2 separate regions of the Homo sapiens genome follow, and region 2 is linked to region 1. A link is an interaction called in ENCODE POLR2A ChIA-PET data of the cell type or tissue named here. Cell type or tissue: GM12878. All regions are shown on one strand. Each heading gives the region's core, and the rest is flanking DNA. Links, peaks and the distances in the headings are about the cores only.

The links. ChIA-PET counts read pairs that join two places held together with the same protein. Peaks named below come from ENCODE experiments on the same cell type or tissue, not always from the same donor. Only the 100,000 strongest peaks of a DNase experiment are listed, where the experiment ranks them.
Region 2: POLR2A ChIA-PET joins it to region 1 with 7 read pairs; 7 of 35 experiments call an interaction of 5 or more read pairs at or near these places.

Annotation. Positions count from the first base shown.
Region 1 is chr20:5,647,809-5,659,063 of GRCh38, forward strand. It overlaps LOC124904864 (a long non-coding RNA gene), which reads right to left and starts at 9,760. Exons shown (of 2, transcript XR_007067511.1): 1 at 9,537-9,760; 2 at 8,322-8,656. RefSeq lists enhancers at 2,196-2,285, 2,876-2,955, 2,986-3,035, 5,337-5,436, 8,736-9,236 and 1 more. In GM12878, for the core only: no CTCF peak of the experiment used is centred there; DNase peaks (open chromatin) are centred at 2,769 and 6,240; H3K27ac peaks cover 5,780 bases.
Region 2 is chr20:5,794,079-5,802,078 of GRCh38, forward strand. The region is part of intron 2 of SHLD1 (shieldin complex subunit 1); the gene reads left to right. Among named protein-coding and RNA genes, the nearest start is that of SHLD1, 48 kb to the left of the region's middle. RefSeq lists an enhancer at 4,045-4,244. In GM12878, for the core only: no CTCF peak of the experiment used is centred there; a DNase peak (open chromatin) is centred at 4,053; H3K27ac peaks cover 1,125 bases.

The DNA of each region.
Region 1 (11,255 bases), core at 1,266-9,265:
GGCCAACATGGTGAAACCCCGTCTCTACTAAAAATACAAAAAATTAGCCGGGTGTGGTGGCGGGTGCCTGTAGTCCCAGCTACTTGGGAGGCTGAGGCAGGAGAATTGCTTGAACCCGGCCGGGATGAGGAGATTTCAGTGTGCCGACATGGCGCCACTGCACTCCAGCCTGGGCAACAAGAGCGAAACTCCATCTCAAAAAAAAAAAAAGAAAAAAAACGACATCAGCTCTATCTCGAATTCAGTGTCTGGTGAAATTCTGAAAGAACTTAAGAAATGCTATGAGACAGGAGACACAAGACGCAACTCTGTCTTCATTGCTCAACAAATGCTAACAGGGTGTGTGCTTCTGTTCTCAATGAGTCAGACAGATTGGCCAGCTCTGAGCTCTGTTTAATTTGGTCCCACAGGCATGGGCCTCCTTCAAACACTGTCACTTCCAGAAAGTAAAGCAAGACACAAAACAAAACAAAATATCTCAGAGCTGGAAGAGACCTGAGGGATCACCTCCTCCAACATTCTCACTTAAAAAAGAAAAAAATCTAGGCTGGATGCAGTGGCTCATGTCTGTAATCCCAGCACTTTGGGAGGCCGAGGTGGGCAGATGACTTGAGGCCAGGAGTTTGAGGCCAGCCTGGCCAACATGGTGAAAGCCCATCTCAACCAAAAATATAAAAAGTAGCCGGGTGTGGTGGCGTGCGCCTGTAATTCCAGGTACTCGGGAGGCTGAGGCACGATAACTGCTTGAACCCAGGAGGCAGAAGTTGCAGCGAGCTGAGATGGCACCTCTGCACTCCAACCTGGGCAACAAAGTAAGTTCTTGTCTAAAAACAAAAACAAACAAAAACCTATCACTTCTATTATTACTATTATTATTATTATTATTATTATTATTATTATTATTTTCTTTGAGATGGAGTCTTGTTCTGTCACCCAAGCTGGAGTGCAGTGGTGCTATCTCAGCTCACTGTAACCTCCACCTCCCGGGTTCGAGCAATTTTCCTACCTCAGCCTCCCAAGCAGCTGGGACTACAGGCACGCACCACCACGCCCAGCTAATTTTTGTATTTTTAGTAGAGACAGGGTTTCACCATATTGGCCAGGCTGGTCTGGAACTCCTGACCTTGTGATCCACCCACCTCAACCTCCCAAAATGCTGGGATTACAGGCATGAGCCACTGTACCCAGCCAAAAACCTATGACTTCTAATTCAACTTTTTTGTTGTTGTTGTTTTCGAGACAGGGTCTCGCTCTGTTGCCCAGGCTGGAATGCAGTGGTGCCATCTAGGTTCACTGAAGCCTTGACAGCCCGGGTTCAAGTGATTCTCCTGCCTCAGCCTCCCAAGTAGCTGGGATTATAGGCCTGCACCACCACATCTGGCTATTTTTTTTATTTTTTGCAGAGACAGGATTTCACCATGTTTCTCAGGCTGGTCTTGAACAGGCCTGGGACACTGTACCTGGCCTGAAATTTTTGTTTTAAAAAATCATTGACCAATTTTTTTGTTTTGGAGTTTTGATAAAACAGAGTAGAATTTTCCTACGTTCTTTTTTTTTTTTTTTTTTGAGACAAAGTTTCACTGTTGTTGCTCAGGCTGGAGCACAATGGTGTGATCTTGGCTCATTGCAACCTCCGCCTCCCGGGTTCAAGCGAGTCTCCTGCCTCAGCTTCCTGAGTAGCTGGGATTACAGGTGCCCGCCACCACGCCCAGCTAATTTTTGTATATTTAGTAGAGACGGGGTTTCACCATGTTGACCAGGCTGGTCTTGAACTTCTGGCCTCAGGTGATCCACCCTTCTCGGACTCCCAGTGTGCTGGGATTACAGGCATGAGCCACCGCACCCGGCTCCTACATTCTTAATGAATGACTGTATTAGAAAATGAGGCCGTGGTGGCTCACGCGTGGGCCTGTAATCCCAGCACTTTGGGACGCCGAGGCAGGTGGATCACGAGGTCAGGAGTTCAGACCAGCCTGACCAACATGGTAAAAACCCATCTCTACTAAAAATACAAAAATTAGCCTGACATGGTGGCTTGTGCCTATAATCCCAGCTACTTGGGAGGCTGAGACAGGAGAATCGCTTGAATCTGGGAGGCGGAGGTTGCAGTGAGCTGAGATCACGCCACTGCACTCCAGCCTGGGTGACAGAGCGAGACTCTGTCTCAAAAAGAAAAGAAAAGAAAAGGAACAACAACTGTATATTTTAGGGAGAAAAACTGAAAGAAAGAAATTAGGCCAGGCATGGAGGCTCACGTCTGTAATCCTGACACTTTGGGAGACTAAGGCAGGAAGATTGCTTAAGTCCAGGGGTTGGAGACCAGCCTGCGCAACATAGTGAGACCTTGTCTCTGCAAGAAAAAAATAAGATAAAATTAGCCTGGCATGGTGGCTACTTAGGAGGCAGAGGTGTGAGGATTGCTTGAGCCTGGGAGGTTGAGGTTGCAGTGAACTGAGAACACGCCACTGCACACTAGCCTGGGTGACAGAGCGAGACCCTGTCTCAAAAAAAAAAAAAAAAAAGAAAAGAAAAAGAAATAAAAAGAAAGAGAGAAAAGAAAAAAGGAATAAAGAAATTAGTTTTTCCACTCTGAAGTATATTTGACTCACACCACAACCCAGGAAGAAACCCAAGGGTGCTTTTGTAGCAACTGTTTATCAATAGAAAAACATTTAGTAAAACTCAACTCTTACTGCTGTGACATGTATGTAGATTCTACTTCCTTATTCTCTTGAAAAGGTGACACTGTCAAATCTCTTTATTTTTCTTTCACTCAGCTGATTAGTTCTCACCAGACATTTACGTTGGTCTGTGCGACCTCCCCTTTCTGTGCTCATCCTCCACCTTAGAGGTCTACACCACATCCCTTCCAATTATCTTTTCTCCTCCATCCAAGCCTGTTCTTGAATAAGTTCACTTTAGCATAAATACCTAATGATTAGACCTTTCTTTTTGCCTTATGATTATTGTTATTATTATTGAGATGGAGTCTCCCTCTGTCACCCAGGCTGGAGTTCAGTGGTGCAATCTCAGCTCACTGCAACCTCTGCCTCCTGGGTTCAAGTGATTCTCGTGCTTCAGCCTCCAAGTAGCTGGGATTACAGGTGCACACCACCATGCCCGGCTAATTTTTGTATTTTTAGTGGAGATGGGGTTTCACCATGTCGGCCAGGCTGGTTTTGAACCCCGTCTCGGCCTCCCAAAGTGCTGGGACTACAGGCCTGAGCCATCACAACTGGTTTTGCTTTAATATTATTATTATTGTTGTTATTATTATTTTTGAGACGGAGTCTCACTCTGTTGCCCAGGAGGGAGTGCAGTGGCACGATCTTGGCTCACTGCAACCTCCACCACCCGGGTTCAAGCAGTTCTCCTGCCTCAGCCTCCCAAGTAGCTGGGATTACAGGCGCCCACCACCATGCCTAGTTAATTTTTGTATATTTAGTAGAGATGGGGTTTCACCATGTTGGCCAGGCTGGTCTCAAACTCCTGACCTCAAGTGATCCACCCACCTCGGCCTCCCAAAGTGTTGGGATTACAGGCATGAGTCACCACACCTGGCTGGTATGTGTATTTTAGCCGGAGGAAAGACATTAGGATACAAAAATGAATCTCTAATGGTGAAATTTGCAACCCTTTCATGGTAAAGAAGATAAATCTGAGGCACCAAGAGGCTGAAGTGACACTACTGGCTGCTGGCGTCTTGAGCTGGAGCCCCTTCTTTCTCGTCCCACACCACGCTTCTCTCTTGCCACCTTGACATCCTGCCATGCAGCAACCCCTACCAAAAAATGCACTTGGATGTTATGGACCTGGGTATGCGAAAGCAAACTAAATCTCGTGACGCCAAAGTAACTAAGCCAAAGGGAAAAGTCAACCTGGGAACTGCGTCAGGCAAACCTGCCTCCCATTTTATTCCTAAATAAGATAGCTACAAAGATTTAAAAAAAAAAAAAAAAAAAGCTACATACCTCCCTTGCAGTTTGCCCACAAAGAAATTCCCTGTGAGCCTCAAGATCTTTACTCTAAAATAGTTCTGTTGGATTTCACCCTGGCAATGTAAATTGAAAGCTATCTTCACAGGTGTGGGACAAAGGCCAGAAATCAAAGTCATCCCTCTGCTCACCTGAGACAAATGTGTATCTAATTGCCCTACTGTTTATGGAAAAATGCAGATTCACTGAGCCAGGCTAAGGCATAAGTGACTATTCCTCTACCCTGCTCTCACATGTAAATTGTGTATTCAGCGAAAGGCTGATCAGGGACTCAAAATAATGCAACCGTTTGCATCTTATCTACCTAAGACCTGGAAACCCCTGCTTTGAGTGGTTCTACCTTTCCAGACCGAACAAATGTACATCTTAAATGTATTGATTGTTATCTCATGTCTCCCTAAAATATATAAAGCCAAGCTGTACCCTGACCACCTTGGGCATATGTCATTAGGACCTCCTGAGGCTGTGTTACTGGCAGGTCCTTAACCTTTGCAAAATAAACTTTCCAATTTTTTTTTTTTTTTTGAGACAGAGACTCACTTTGTCACCCAGGCTGGAGTGTAGTGGCACAATCCCAGTTCACTGTAACCTCTACCTCCCAGGTTCAAGCAATTCTCCTGCCTCAGCCTCCCAAGAACCTGGGACTACAGGCATGCGCCACCATGCCCAGCTAACTTTTGTATTTTTAGTAGAGACGGAGTTTCACCATGTTGGCCAGTTTGGTCTCAAACCCCTGACCTCGGGTGATCCCTCTGTCTCAGCCTCCCAAAGTGCTGGGATTACAGGCGAGAGCCACTGAGTCTGGCCCAATTATGCTTATAACTCAATAGTCAGTTTTCTGGATTCCTGAAGCGCAGCACTTTAAATTATATGTAGGGCACTGAAGGATTGTTTGACATCCACACCCTGGATCCCACCAGTTCCCTAGGCCTGAGAGGCCTGTCTCTCACTTCTTTGCCTTGGACTGCCACACCATTTTTCAGCCTGTCCCCCATGTCCCATCCCCCCAAATCTCCATGATTCACAAGGTATGTGAGTGTATCAGATTTCATTAAATGGTTGTGGTAATCTCAAACTACGTACGAAATATATGAGTAAAGCATATAAGAATTAGGCTATGTAAGAAGTTTCCTCTTGTTAAAGGGAAAATCTGGCTGGGCATGTTGGCTCACACCTATAATCCCAACAATTTGAGAGGCCAAGGTGGGCGGATCACTTGAGGTCAGGAGTTTGAGACCAGCCTGGCCAACATGGTGAAACCCCATCTCTACTAAAAATACAAAACTTAGCTGGGCATCGTGGTGCATGCCTGTAATTCCAGCTACTCAGGAGGCTGAGCCTGGAGAATTGCTTGACCCTGGGAGTGGAGGTTGCAGTGAGCCGAGATGGCACCACTGCACTCCAGCTTGAGTGACAGATGGAGACTTTGTCTCAAAAAAAAAAAAAAAAAAAAAGGAAAATCTGAAAAGTTCAAATCTTCACTGGGTTTTCTTGTTGGCACACTTCAGTTTCTAAATCTTCCCCCACCAACTCACTTCCTACTTCCTGTCGAACATCCTCTTTGACTGCCATGCATAGCTCTATAGCCCATTCAAAACCCCAGCCCCTGCCCACAGGACTTAGTTTTGGGTCCTTGTCTATGTCCCTCCCTGAGCAGAAGACATGGTCCTGAAACTGATTTACTAGGTCTGGAGTAATGCCTTGGGGCAAGGGGGTCAGGACAGTTCTCGAAGTCTTGGCATTCCTAATCTCATCAAAGAGTCCAGTGTGGATGTGGATGCCCTAACTCCAAATCTTCCTACCAGTGTAGTTGCAGATACAACTCTTAATTTCTTTTTTTGAGACAGAGTCTAGCTTTGTTGCCCAGGCTGGAGTGCAGTGGCACAATCTCGGCTCACTGCAACCTCTGCCTCCCCAGTTCAAGCAATTCTCCTGCCTCAGCCTCCCCTAGTAACTGGGATTACAGGCTTGTGCCACCATGCCTGGCTAATTTTTTATATTTTTGGTAGAGACAGGGCTTCGCCATGTTGGCCAGGCTGGTCTCGAACTCCTGACCTCAGGTGATCCACTTGCCTCAGCCTCCCAAAGTGCTGGGATTACAGGTGTGAGCCACTGTGCTCAGGCACGACTCTTAATTTCTTAGTTGCCCACCAGGGAACCGAAGGATCATATACACACAAACACACACACATAGTCTCCTAAAGACAAACATAAATTCTCAGTGCGGTCTAAGTGCAAATGGAGGAAGTAAAATGTTTTCCAAACACCCCCTATAATTTGCACAGTTTCTGTTCCCCTATGAATATACAATTTCACATTTCTTTTTTTTTTTGAGACGGTGTCTCGCTCTGTCACGAGGCTGGAGTGCAGTGGCGTGATCCTGGCTCACTGCAAGCTCTGCCTCCTGGGTTCACGCCATTCTCCTGCCTCAGCCTCCCAAGTAGCTGGGACTACAGGTGCCCGCCACCACGCCTGGCTAATTTTTTTTGTATTTTTTAGTAGAGATGGGGTTTCACCGTGTTAGCCAGGATGGTCTCAATCTCCTGACCTCGTGATCTGCCCGCCTCAGCCTCCCAAAGTGCTGGGATTACAGGCGTGAGCCACTGTGCCTGGCCTTCACATTTCTGTATAAGGCAATATTAATTCCTTTTCTTAATTTGCCTTCCCCTTTCCCCTTTCCAGTTGTGTCTTCTCAAGCCTGTTTGGAATATGAAAGAGGTCTGTGACTGAGCTGCTGTGCCTCTCAACAACTGCTGTCAGCTACACAAAGACCCAGCTAAAGCTCCAAAATGAATATTGTGTGTGTGTGTGTGTGTGTGTGTGTAGTTATTACTTCGGGCTATTTGTCCTACATATATTCTATTTCCTGCTTTTTAACAAAAGTCTTGTGACCCAAAGCTGATTCAAGGTATCCATTATTCAGAGTAAATAGAGAGTCATAGTCATCAAATTCCACATGAGATCCTCTGAACTCTTGTGAGTGCAGAGGGAGAGGCTCCCTAAGAACTACAATAGAGATAATAATAGTGCTTACCTCATGGGGTTGTTGGGAGGTTTCAGTGACTCATATATAACGCAAGTGTACACACAGAATCTGTAAGTAAAATGCTAAGCATGGTACCTGGTAAGTGCTTTATACGTTTTTAAAAATTATTATTATGTATATCATAGCTACAGTTTCTACACAGGATTTCAAATTTTTTTTTTTTTTTGAGACAGAATCTCACTCTATTGCCCGGCTGGAGTGCAGTGGTGCGATCTTGGCTCACGGCAACCTCTGCCTTCTGGGTTCACGTGATTCTCCTGCCTCAGCCTCCTGAGTAGCTGGGACTACAGGTGCACACCACCATGCCTGGCTAATTTTTGTATTTTTAGTAGAGACGGGGTTTCAGCATGCTGCCAGGATGGTCTTGATCTCTTGACCTTGTGATCCACCCACCTCAGCCTCCCAAAGTGCTGGGATTACAGGCATGAGCCACTGCGCCTGGCCAGGATTTCAATTTTTTAAAATGGCACTGCTCACTTCGGGAGGCCGAGGCAGGAGGATTGCTTGAGGCTAGGAGTTTGAGATCAGACTGGGCAACATAGCAAGATGCTGTCTCTACAAGAATTTTAAAAATTAGCCAGGCATGGGCATGGGGGCACGTGCCAGGAGTCCCAGCTACTCAGGAGGCGAGGTGGGAGAATTACTTGAGGCTAGGAGTCTGAGGCTGCAGTGAGACATAATTGCATCACCGCACTCCAGCCTGGGTGACAGAGCAAGACCCGTCTCAAAATAATAATAATAGTAATAAATAATAAAAGGTCATTGCTTTAAAATTGTTTGAAAACCTCAGCTCTGGATCAAACTTCAAAGTACAGGCTGAAGGAAAGTATCAATTGTCAAAGAAAGACCTTTGTACCTTCAAGGAACCCATGCTTAAAGAAAACACACTCTCTTTCATCATGTAAATCAGCCATGGGTTTTGAAAACCATAAGAATCAGGAACAGGCCAGGTGCAGTGGCTCATGCCTGTAATCCCAACACTTTGGGAGGCTGAGGCCAGAGGTTTGCTTGAGCCCAGGAGTTCAAGACCAGCCTGGGCAAAATAGTGAAACCTCATTTCTACAAAAAATTAGCCAGGCTTAGTGGCACACACCTATAGTCCTAGCTACTCATTCAGGAGGCTGAGGCAGGAGGATCACTTGAGCCTGGGAGGTTGAGGCTGCAGTGAGCTATGATCTCGCCACTGCACTCCAGCCCGGACAACACTCTGCACTTCATTCTGGACAACAGAGCAAGACCCTGTCTTAAAAAAAAAAAAATCAGTAACATTTGTGGAGCACTTTCTATGTGCTGAATGCATTGATGGTTTATTCTCTAAAACATCCCCATAAGGTAGGCTGCAGTATCATTAATGCCATTTTACAGATGGGGAACTTGAAGTCAACTAGCCTAAGAGTAAACATATTGGCTCACAAATTGGGAAATCCAGGGGAAGGCTGTCTTCCGATGTGGCTGGGCAGGTGTAGTGTGAGCCAGTAGGTCAAATCTTGTGATTATTTCTCGCCTTCTCCTTCCCAGGTCAGCTGTGATCTCAGCAAGCGTCTTTCCTCATCAAAGGCTCCATGCACGTTCCTCATTCACATCCAATGATGTAGAAACTTCTCTTCTGGTGGATCTTTTGGAAAATTAGGAAAGCTACTTTTTTGTTTGTTTGTTTTTTGAAACAGTCTCGCTCTGTCCCCCAGGCTGGAGTGCAGTGGCGCGATCTCGGCTCACCGCAAGCTCCGCCTCCCGGGTTCACGCCATTCTCCTGCCTCAGCCTCCTGAGTAGCTGGGACTACAGGCGCCCGCCACTACTCCCGGCTAATTTTTTTGTATTTTTAGTAGAGACGGGGTTTCACCGTGTTAGCCAGGATGGTCTCGATCTCCTGAGCTCGTGATCCGCCCACCTTGACCTCCCAAAGTGCTGGGATTACAGGCGTGAGCCACCGCGCCCTACCGGAAAGCTACTTTTTTGAAAGGCTTCAGCCGGCTTCTCATTGTCTCACTGCCCTGATTCAGAAATAACTGTGGCCCAGGGAAGGAGGAGAGGCTGGCTTTTCCTAATGCCTTAAACCTGAGGCTGAGTATGGAATAAATCACTCCAAAATTGCACTCCATAAATAGGGGAGGAACTTCCTTTGGGAAGTTCAGAGTTGTTGCAGATTTGTATCCCAGGAGCTGATTCTGAGAAGAGCATTCATGTGCAGGTTTATTAGGGGGTGTCCTTAAGACCTGCACCTGTGGAAGGGAAGGCCAGATAGCAAGAGAGGGCACAGGGAGAAGCTGGGCTGCGAGGCAGAGTAAGGGCTGCAGCCAGCCAGGTGACCCTTCAGACGTGCCTGCATTGGAGCAAGGTGGGCGGGAGTGAGGGGGCCAGGCCTTTCTCCCATCCCCTCCACAAACCAGGTATGGTCTGTGGGATGCCCAGGAAGGAAGCAAAGCCTGGAGTGGGGTGGGTGGCCCCTTTTTTAGAAGAGGGTAGTTCCTGGAGAGGCAATCAGCCATCAGCTTACAACACTTCCAGCAGCTGAGAGAAGAAATCCTTCCAGCCCGAGGAGGAATCTGGGCAGCACATCCCAGGAATCTGGAAGCAGTCATGGAAAAGGAAACAAGTCACTGAGAGGCCAATCCTGGATCTCAACTCAGTCCTTTCAGAGGCCACTGCTACAGCCCCCACCTCATCGCTTCCTGTTCAATGTATGCTGATTTCTACACACTGACCGCTGTAGGCATTTCTGGAAAGAATCCCAGATCAGAGTTTTTAAGTATCAGCTGCCTATCCACGTGTGTCTTGTGAGCAACTAAGAGGGCTGAAGGCAAGGAGGAAACCGGTGGTGATACACCTCATTGGGTGGTTAAAGAGACAAGATGTCTGGCCAGACTCTCACCAGAGAACTGTCCAGTCTGAACAAATGAGGAACGTGAAGAACTTGGAAAGGTTACAAGGAAGTCACCGCGATGATGAATGTTTTCCTGAACCAGCACGGACAGGAAAGAGCAAAGGCTGCAAATCAGGGCTGACCTTGGTGATCTCCGTCTTTTACATTGGGATGCAGAATTCAGCATGCAACCACATGCAATTTACAAGCACAGGCTCCTTCTGGGAAATGTGCCAAATTAGTTCATTCCTGACAAAATAATTAAAATCCTACAAATATTAGGCTCATGCATTTAGCCATTTTATTTCAGCTGTTTTGTGTGTTCATAGATAGTGAAATTAAAAACACTTGTGGCCTGGCATGGTGGGTCACACCTGTAAACCCAGCACTTTGGGAGGCTGAGGCAGGAGGTCTGCTTGAGCTCAGGAGTTTGAGACCAGCCTAGGCAACATAGTGAGATCTTGTCTCTGCAAATATTATTTAAGCTCACAACTATAATCCTAGCCCTTTGGGAAGCCAAGGCAGGTGGATCACTTGAGGCCAGGAGTTCGAGACCAGCCCAGCCAATGTGGTGAAATCCCATCTCTACTAAAGATACAAAAAAATTACAGGTGCACACCTGTAGTCCCAGCTACTCGGGAGGCTGAGGCACAAGAATCATTTGAACCTGGGAGGTGGAGGTTGCAGTGAGCAGAGATGTGCCACTGCACTCCAGCCTGGGCAACAAAGCAAGATTCTGTCTCAAAAAAAAATTATTAAAAAAATTATCCAGGGGTGGTGGCGCACACCTGTGGTCCCAGTTACTTGGGAGGCTGAGGTGGGAGGATCACTTAAGCCCAGGAGGTGGAGGCTGCAGTGAGCTATGTTCATGCTACTGCACTCCAGCCTGGGAGACAAAGCAAGACCCTGTCTCAAAAATGTAAAATTAAATATTTTAAAACAGGACAACATTACAAAATACAAATAAAAACACGTGTATTGGGGTCAAGCACAGGGACTCATGCCTGTAATCTCAACACTTTGGGCATATAAAGTGGGAGCATCACTTGAGCAGAGGAGTTTTGGGCCGGCCTGGGCACTGTAGTGAGATCCTGTCTCTACACAAAATAAACATTAAAAATTAGGAGGCTGGGGCGGGAGGATTGTTTGGACCCGGGAGTTCAAGACCAGCCTAGGCTACATAGAGAAACTCCATCTGTATTGTTAAAGAAAAAAAAATTAAAAATTAAAAAAAAAAAACATGTATTGGAAGAAAATACTCTGGCAGCTTCAAAACACCTGACAAGAGGGGGAAACCCTGATACAGCTTCAGAACTTCAGCCCATGGAAGCTGCATTCAACAAACTACTGAAT
Region 2 (8,000 bases), core at 1-8,000, 150 kb after region 1:
TTGTTTGTTTTGGAGCCTGACTGGTCTGAGTTTTCACCTTGATTCTATAGCTAGCTAAACATGCTAGCTTTCTGACCTTGAGCAAGTGACTGCACTTCACTCTTTCTTAGTTTCCTCATCTATAAGATGAGGACAATAACACTATCTGCTTCATAGGTTGTCATGAGGATTGAGTGAGACACCTGGAGCTGAGTAGACTTAGCAAAGGCTAGCTGTCATTACCACCACTGCTGTTACAACTAGTGCTGCTACTGGGGTTGGTTTCTGGATTCACTTCTTTCTTGAGTTCCTTTCAGGAGTCTAAGACTTCCACTTCTTTATGTTGCTCAGTACGAGGCAAAAAAGTGACTTTTCCTGGGACAGGCCCCTTACAGAGAAGTTATTCGGATTAACACTGACCAAAAGTATCTATAGAATTACTTCTTAGCATTTGCTATGAAAATATATATTTTCTGCTAACTTTGGATATAATTTTAGGCAAATTATTGCATCCTGTTCTTATATAATCTCTTCATTGTGAGTGTCATGTATATTTGTCAACAGATGCCTTCTTATTTGCAAAGTGCTTTGATTTGTATTTGAAAGGTGTTCCTATGTTGTATTCTACAAATAGTCTTATGGTGAAGGATCCCTGTTAATCTGGGGTGTCTTTAAGCAAAGCCATGTTTGTGAGACTGTATTAGATACTATGTTTATTAGACGTCTAATCAGTGAAATGAATGAGACCATTTTTAAAATTGTTTTCTCTGTACCGTGCTACAGATTGAGGGTGATATAAATCAGTGAGAACACAGGATTCCTGTGCTCATGGAGTTGATCGTCTAGTTGGGAAAATAAGATATGTAAACTTATTTGTTTACATATGTAAACAAAGTGATGGCCGAGCTTGGTGGCTCACACCTGTAATCCCAGCACTTTGGGAGACCAAGGTGGGCAGATCATCTGAGGTCAGGAGTTCGGGACCAGCCTGGCCAACATGGTGAAACTCTGTCTCTACTAAAAATTCAAAAATTAGCCAGGCGTGGTGGCACACACCTGTAATCCCAGCTACTCGGGGGGCTGAGGCACAAGAATCACTTGAACCCAGGAAGCAGAGGTTGCAGTAAGCCGAGATCACACCACTGTACTTCAGCCTGAGGGATAGAGTGAGACTCTGTCTCAAAAAAAACAAAAACAAAACAAAACAAAAAACACACACACACACGCAAAACCAAAGTGATAAAATCAGGCTGTATAGGCTGGGCATGGTGGCTAATCCCTGTAATCCCAGCATTTTGGGAAGCCAAGGTGGGCAGATCACTTGAAGTCAGGAGTTCAAGACTAGCCTGGCCAATATGGCAAAACCCCCCTCTGTACTAAAAATACAAAAAATTAGCTGGATGTGGTGGCACGTGCCTGTAATCCCAGCTACTTGGGAGGCTGAGGCAGGAGAATTGCTTGAACCCGGGAGGCAGAGGTTGCAGTGAGCTGAGATCATGCCACTGCACTCCAGCCTGGGTGACAGAGCAAGACTCTGGTCTCGCAAAAAAAAAAAAAAAAAAAAAAATCAGGCTGTGTAAGTTTCATAACTACACAGAACAAATAGAAATGAACAAACTCATTACAAAAAATATCATCTATTGGCCGGGTGTGGTGGCTCATGCCTGTAATCCCAGCACTTTGGGAGGCCGAGGCAGGTGGATCACGAGGTCAGGAGATCGAGACCATCCTGGCTAACACGGTGAAACCCCGTCTCTACTAAAAATACAAAAAAAAAATTAGCCGGGTTTGGTGGCGGGCACCTGTAGTCCCAGCTACTCGGGAGGCTGAGGCAGGAGAATGGCATGAACCCAGAACCCGGGAGGCAGAGCTTGCAGTGAGCCGAGATCGCACCACTGCACTCCAGCCTGGGCAACAGAGCGAGACTCTGTCTCAAAAAAAAAAAAGAAAGAAAGAAAATATCATCTATTCCGGAACAGTAGATATCTACTTATTTCTCCACATCAGAATTCTCTATGTAAAGATTAGCTGTTGAAGCTATTACATTCTGGGTGGTGCTAGAAATCATTACTTAAGGAATAGAAATTAGAATGTTGTTATACATTTACCAAAGCAAAAGAGCAATAATCCAAATTTTAATCAGATCTTAGAGGAAACATTTTTATAGCTGTTTATTACAAGACCTCAGAGTTTTCTTACTGTGAGCACTCTCAAAATTATCTAAAGTATTTTTTTAATTGAACTATTGGTCATAGTTATTAATGTTATTAATATATTACTATAAAAAGGCATAGAAAAATCATAATAAGAAACAGATAATTGCTAAACTATGATTTGAGTTGCCCCTCTAGAGTTTTTTCTTTTGTGGTCTATGTGAAAGGCACCCTATGGTTTTCCATTGCTTTATCTCTTTTTTAAAACCCATAGCGAATTCCCTAAATTTGAATTTGAAACATTTTCAGCGTGAGTTAGAAAGGGGGGAGATGAGGCCGGGCGCAGTGGCTCATGCCTGTAATTCCAGCTCTTTGGGAGGCTAAGGCGGGTGGATCACTTGAGTCTAGGAGTTTGAGACCAGCCTGGGCAACATGGAGAAACCCCATCTCTACAAAAAAATACAAAAAATTAGCCAGGCAGAGTGGCATGCGCATATAGTGCCAGCTACTCTAGAGGCTGAGGTGGAAGGATTGCTTGAGCCCAAGAGGCGGAGGTTGCAGTGAGCCATAATTGCACCACTGCACTCCAGCCTGGACAACAGGACAAGACCCTGTCTCAGAAAAAAAAAAAAAAAAAGGTGGAGAGGTGAGTTAAAGGATAATTGGCTGCAGTTTTACAGTCTACAGTTTTAGACTGTAAATCGGCATATCACTTTTCAAATATTAACTCAACCTTCAACAGGCATGAGAAGCTGAAGTTGTTTCTAACTAGCCAGGAAAATGAGAAGTATTATTGCATATCTCTCAGCATATTAGGAAGAATTGGAAGAAAAACAGACCCAGAGCTCTGGATTCTATCTTTTGCTCCAAAGTAATGATAGGAAGCTTTATTCATCTAACAATGGATGCTGTGATTTTAAAAATTTAAAACTACTCTTCTTGATGAAATAAGGAAAAACAAAAGGGGGAAGGAAAGGAATTAGGAAAGGAAAGAGGGAGAGGGGAGCAAGGGAGTGATTAGTATGCTTACATTTTATACTCTTGTGAGGATTAAGAATAATGTGTGTGGGCTGGGCACAGTGGCTCATGCCTGTAATCCCAACACTTTGGGAGCCTGAGTTAGGAGGATGGCTTGAGCTCTGGAGTTCAAGATCAGCCTGGGCAACATAGTGAGACCCCATCTCTACAAAATATAAACAAAATAAGCTGGGCATGGTGACGAGTGCCTGTAGTCCCAGCTACTCAAGAGGCAGAGGTGGGAGGATTGCTTGAGTCCTGGAGGTCAAGGCTGCAAGTGAGCTATGAACATACCACTGCACTCCAGTCTGAGTGACAGAGCTAGACTCCATCTCAAAAAAGAAGAAGAAGAATATGTGTGAAGTCCCATATAGTCCCAGTCCCAGCACACTGTCCCTACTTACTTACTAGACACAGTATTATAGTATCTGTGACAGTGATGGGCATGTAAAATTGTATGTTTAGTCAAATCATATTTGACTGGAGACATGTCTAACTTGTTTAATAAGTCACATTTATAATGCCTTTGCTACTCATGAACATCCAGTCACTTGATTTCACTGATACCTGCAGTCCTAGGCTTGCCAGTGTCCCAGGCCTCTTTGTTCACTATTTCCTGGGCTACTGCTTAGGCTCTATGCCTATTATACATGTAGATATGACCCTCTGTTCTCTGTCATCAACAGCAGTTGAATCAGAGGCCTTGTTTTGGTTATCTCTTGCTGCCTAACTACCCCAAAATTTAGTGGTGTGGAACAACAACCATTATGTTCTCTCTCACAATTTTGTGGGTTGATGTGCTTCAGCTGAGTGGTTCTTATGGTCCATGTGATATTGGCTGGGGCTGCAGTCACTTGGGGGCTTGAATGGTCTGGAATGTTCAAGGCTGCTCATTCACATGGCTGATAGTTGATGCTAGTCATCAGCTGGGAGCCCAGCTGGGCTGTCAGCTGAAGTGGCCACCTGTGGTCTCTCCATGCCCATGTGGCTCAGGCTTCTGACAACATGGTGGCTGAGTTCTGAGAGGGGAAATCGCAAGAGTGAGCCTTCCAAGAGAAGAAAAGTAGAAACTCTCAGTTCTCTTTTTTTTTTTTTGAGACGAAGTCTTTCTGTCACCCAGGCTAGAGTGCAGTGGCGTGATCTCGGCTCACTGCCAGCTCCGCCTCCCGGGTTCACACCATTGTCCTGCCTCAGCCTCCTGAGTAGATGGGACTACAGGCGCCTGCCACCATGTCTGGCTAATTTTTTGTATTTTTAGTAGAGACAGGGTTTCACCGTGTTAGCCAGGATGGTCTCAATCTCCTGACCTTGTGATCCGCCCGCCTCGGCCTCCCAAAGTGCTGGGATTACAGGCGTAAGCCACTGCGCCTGGCCTAACATTTTAGTTTTCTTTTTTTTTTTTTTTTTTGAGACGGAGTCTTACTCTGTCGCCCAGGCTGGAGTGCAGTGGCGAGAGCTCGGCTCACTGCAAGCTCCGCCTCCCAGGTTCACGCCATTCTCCTGGCTCAACCTCCAGAGTAGCTGGGACTACAGGCACCCACCACCGTGCCCGGCTAATTTTTTTGTATTTTTAATAGAGATGGGGTTTCACCGGGTTAGCCAGGATGGTCTCGATCTCCTGACCTCGTGATCCGCCCACCTCAGCCTCCCTCAGTTCTCTTAAAAACTAGCCTCAGCCAGTTGTGGGGGCTCATGCCTGTAATCCCCATACTTTGGAAGGCCAAGGTGGGTGGATCACTTGAGCCCAGGAGTTTGAGACCATTTGTGAGTCTCTACATGGCAACATGGCAAAACCCCGTCTCTACAAAAAAATACAAATACAAAAATTAGCCAGGCATGGTGGCGTTCACTTGTAGTCCTAGCTACTCAGGAGGCTGAGGTGGGAGGATCACCTGAGCCTGGGAGGCGGAGGTTGCAGTGAGTCGTGATTGCACCACTGCACTCTAGCCTGGATGACTGAGCGAGACTCTGTCTCAGAAAAAAAAAAAAATTAAAGGCTAGCCTCACTTCTGTTGCATTCCCTCCCCTCCCCTCCCCTATTCTCTCTCTCTCGCTCTCTCTCTTTCTTGCTTTCTTTCTCTCTTTCTTTTTGAGCCAGGGTCTCACTTTGTCCCTGAGGCTGTAGTGCATTGGCACCATCTTGGCTCACTGCGGCCTCAACTTCCCGGGTTCAAACAATCCTCCTATCTTGGCCCCCCAAGTAGCTGAGACTACAGACATGCACCACCATGCCTGGCTAATTTTTTTTTTTTTTTTTTTTTTTTTTGGAGAGACAGGGTTTTGCCATGTTGCCCAGGCTGGTCTCAAAACTCCTGAGCTCAAGCAATTTGCTCACCTTGGCCTCCCAAAGTGCTGGGATTACAGGTGTGAGCCACCGCGCCCAGCCTTCTGTTATCACAGGCCAGCTCAAATTCAAAGAGTGAAGGAATTGACTCAGCTCTTGATGAGAGATTGGCATGTGCATATAGGGAATGGCCTTCTTACTATAGGGTCAGTACCATATTCCTTTCAAATTGCCTTCATGAAGTGTAAGTCTTTTTAAAAGGATACTTACAAACTCAAGATTCATACCCTAGAAGTAATTCTGGAAAAGGTGGTAAGATATCATTGACCTAAACATGAGAACCTGGAATGATTTGTCTTGGACCCAGTTGTATGGCATTGGAACCATACTTGTGTCAGTACATAAACATGAAAGAGCTAATCTCTTTTGAATGGAAAATGTGGCCCAATTCTGTAAGAAAGGGTTTAAGGCCATACGTGATTATTGCTAGAGCAGTGGTTCTCAAAGTGATTTTGTCCTTCAGGGGGTATTTGGCAATGTCTGGAGACATTTTTGGTTGTTGCAACTGGGTAGGGGGCAGTGCTACTGGCATGTAGTGCATAAAGGCCAGAGATGAAGCTAAGCATGATACAATGCACAGTGCAGCCCTCTCCCACAACAAAGAATTGCAGCCCAAACATGTCAATAGTTTCAAGGCTGCCTGAGCTACAGCAAAGATTCTTCCCACACTGTCTTGGAAGTTCATACAAAGTACATTGCTTTTTATACTCCAAGACATCATTTGTGCCTTTTTTCCTATAAAAAACTTTTCTATCTGTATATTTCCAAATTCAAATTGTGAGATTTCTTTAAAGGCTCTTTACAACTTCTATTTATTTTTTGTATTTAAATAATTTATAGGGCCGGGCGTGGTGGCTCACGCCTGTACTCCCAGCACTTTGGGAGGCCAAGGTGGGTGGATCACTTGAGGTAAGGAGGTCGAGACCAGCCTGGCCAACATGATGAAACCCTCTACTAGAAATACAAAAATTAGCTGGGCACGGTGGCAGACACCTGTAATCCCAACTATTCAGGAGGCTGAGAAAGGAGAATTGCTTGAACCTGGGGCGGAGGTTGCAGTGAGCCAAGATTGTGCCACTGCACCCCAGCCTGGGCAACAGACCGAGACTGTCTCAAAAAAAAAAAAAAAAAGAATTTATGTACAGAGGTTGGATCAAGGTGACTTGTAGGGCACACCAGTTCCATCCCTTTTCTTCTACCTCAAACTCTAAGAGATGACAAGAAAAAAATTACATCTATGTATAAATCCATCTTTATCTGTATCTATACCTGTGTGTGTGTGTGTGCGTATGTCTATATCTCCTGAAAAGGAAGAAGAGGTGATGACTATGGATCAGAAATTTTGAGCATCATTGAAAGGCTGTGCATCAGGAAAGGCTAAATTATGCTGTGGTAACAACTCCCAAATTGAAGTTGTTTAAAAAACTATAGACTATTTCTCATTCATGCTCATTTGGACTGTCAGAGGGCTAGTTGTTTAGGGACCTAACAGCCACCATCTTTTTTTTTTTTTTTTTCTTTTTGAGACAGAGTTTCTCTCTTATCACCCAGGCTGGAGTGCAGTGGTGCGATCTTGGCTCACTGCAACCTCCATCTCCCAGGTTCAAGCCATTCTCCTGCCTCAGCCTCCCAAGTAGCTGGGATTACAGGCGTGTGCCACCAGGCCAGCTAATTTTGTATTTTTAGTAGAGACGGGGTTTCACCATGTTGGTCAGACTAGTCTCAAACTCCTTACCTCAAGCGATCCACCCACTTCCGCCTCCCAAAGTGCTGCGATTATAGGCATGAGCCACCATGCCTGGCCCAGCCACCATCTTGAATGTTGCTATTGCCTTACAGAGGCAAAAAGAGAACTCCGAAGGGCTTCTCATTGGCAGTTGAATGCTCTGCCCTGGAAGTGAACGAGAATCAAGTATCCTACTCACAGTTCATTGCTCAGGACTACTTACGTGGCCCCAGGACGTGCAGTCCTGTCAGTGGCCTGGAGAGGGGAGAATGGAAAATGTTTGACATATGGCTTGATTAACTCCTTCAAAGGCCAGGACAGATGGGCTCTACTGGAAGGAAGAAGCCACAGCTCAAGTGTGCACAGGGCAGGGCTCCTCTGGAAGATGGGAGTGGCTCCTGAAGATATAGCAGGGAGGAGAGGACCCTGTACAAAAGACAGAGTAATTTATTAGAGTACTCTCACAGGAATAACCTGGGAGATTGATTCCCCCGCCCCCCGTATCCCATAGATGGGAAAATTAGGAGGAGTGCTCTATTTTAACATTTGGAAATGTCTTAACATTTGATCTTTAATGTGCTATGGAAGTTACATAAGTCTCCACTATAAAGTTCCGTGTTCAAAAGCATTGTGCCTAGTACTGTGTGTGCTACATTGGATGTTCTCAGTGGGTACTCATTGAATTGAATGATGGTTCTAAACTTACCACAGGAAAAATGCATACACTGTTTTTAAAAATTATCATTGTTATTATTATACCATTATTCTATCTTACAGAGAA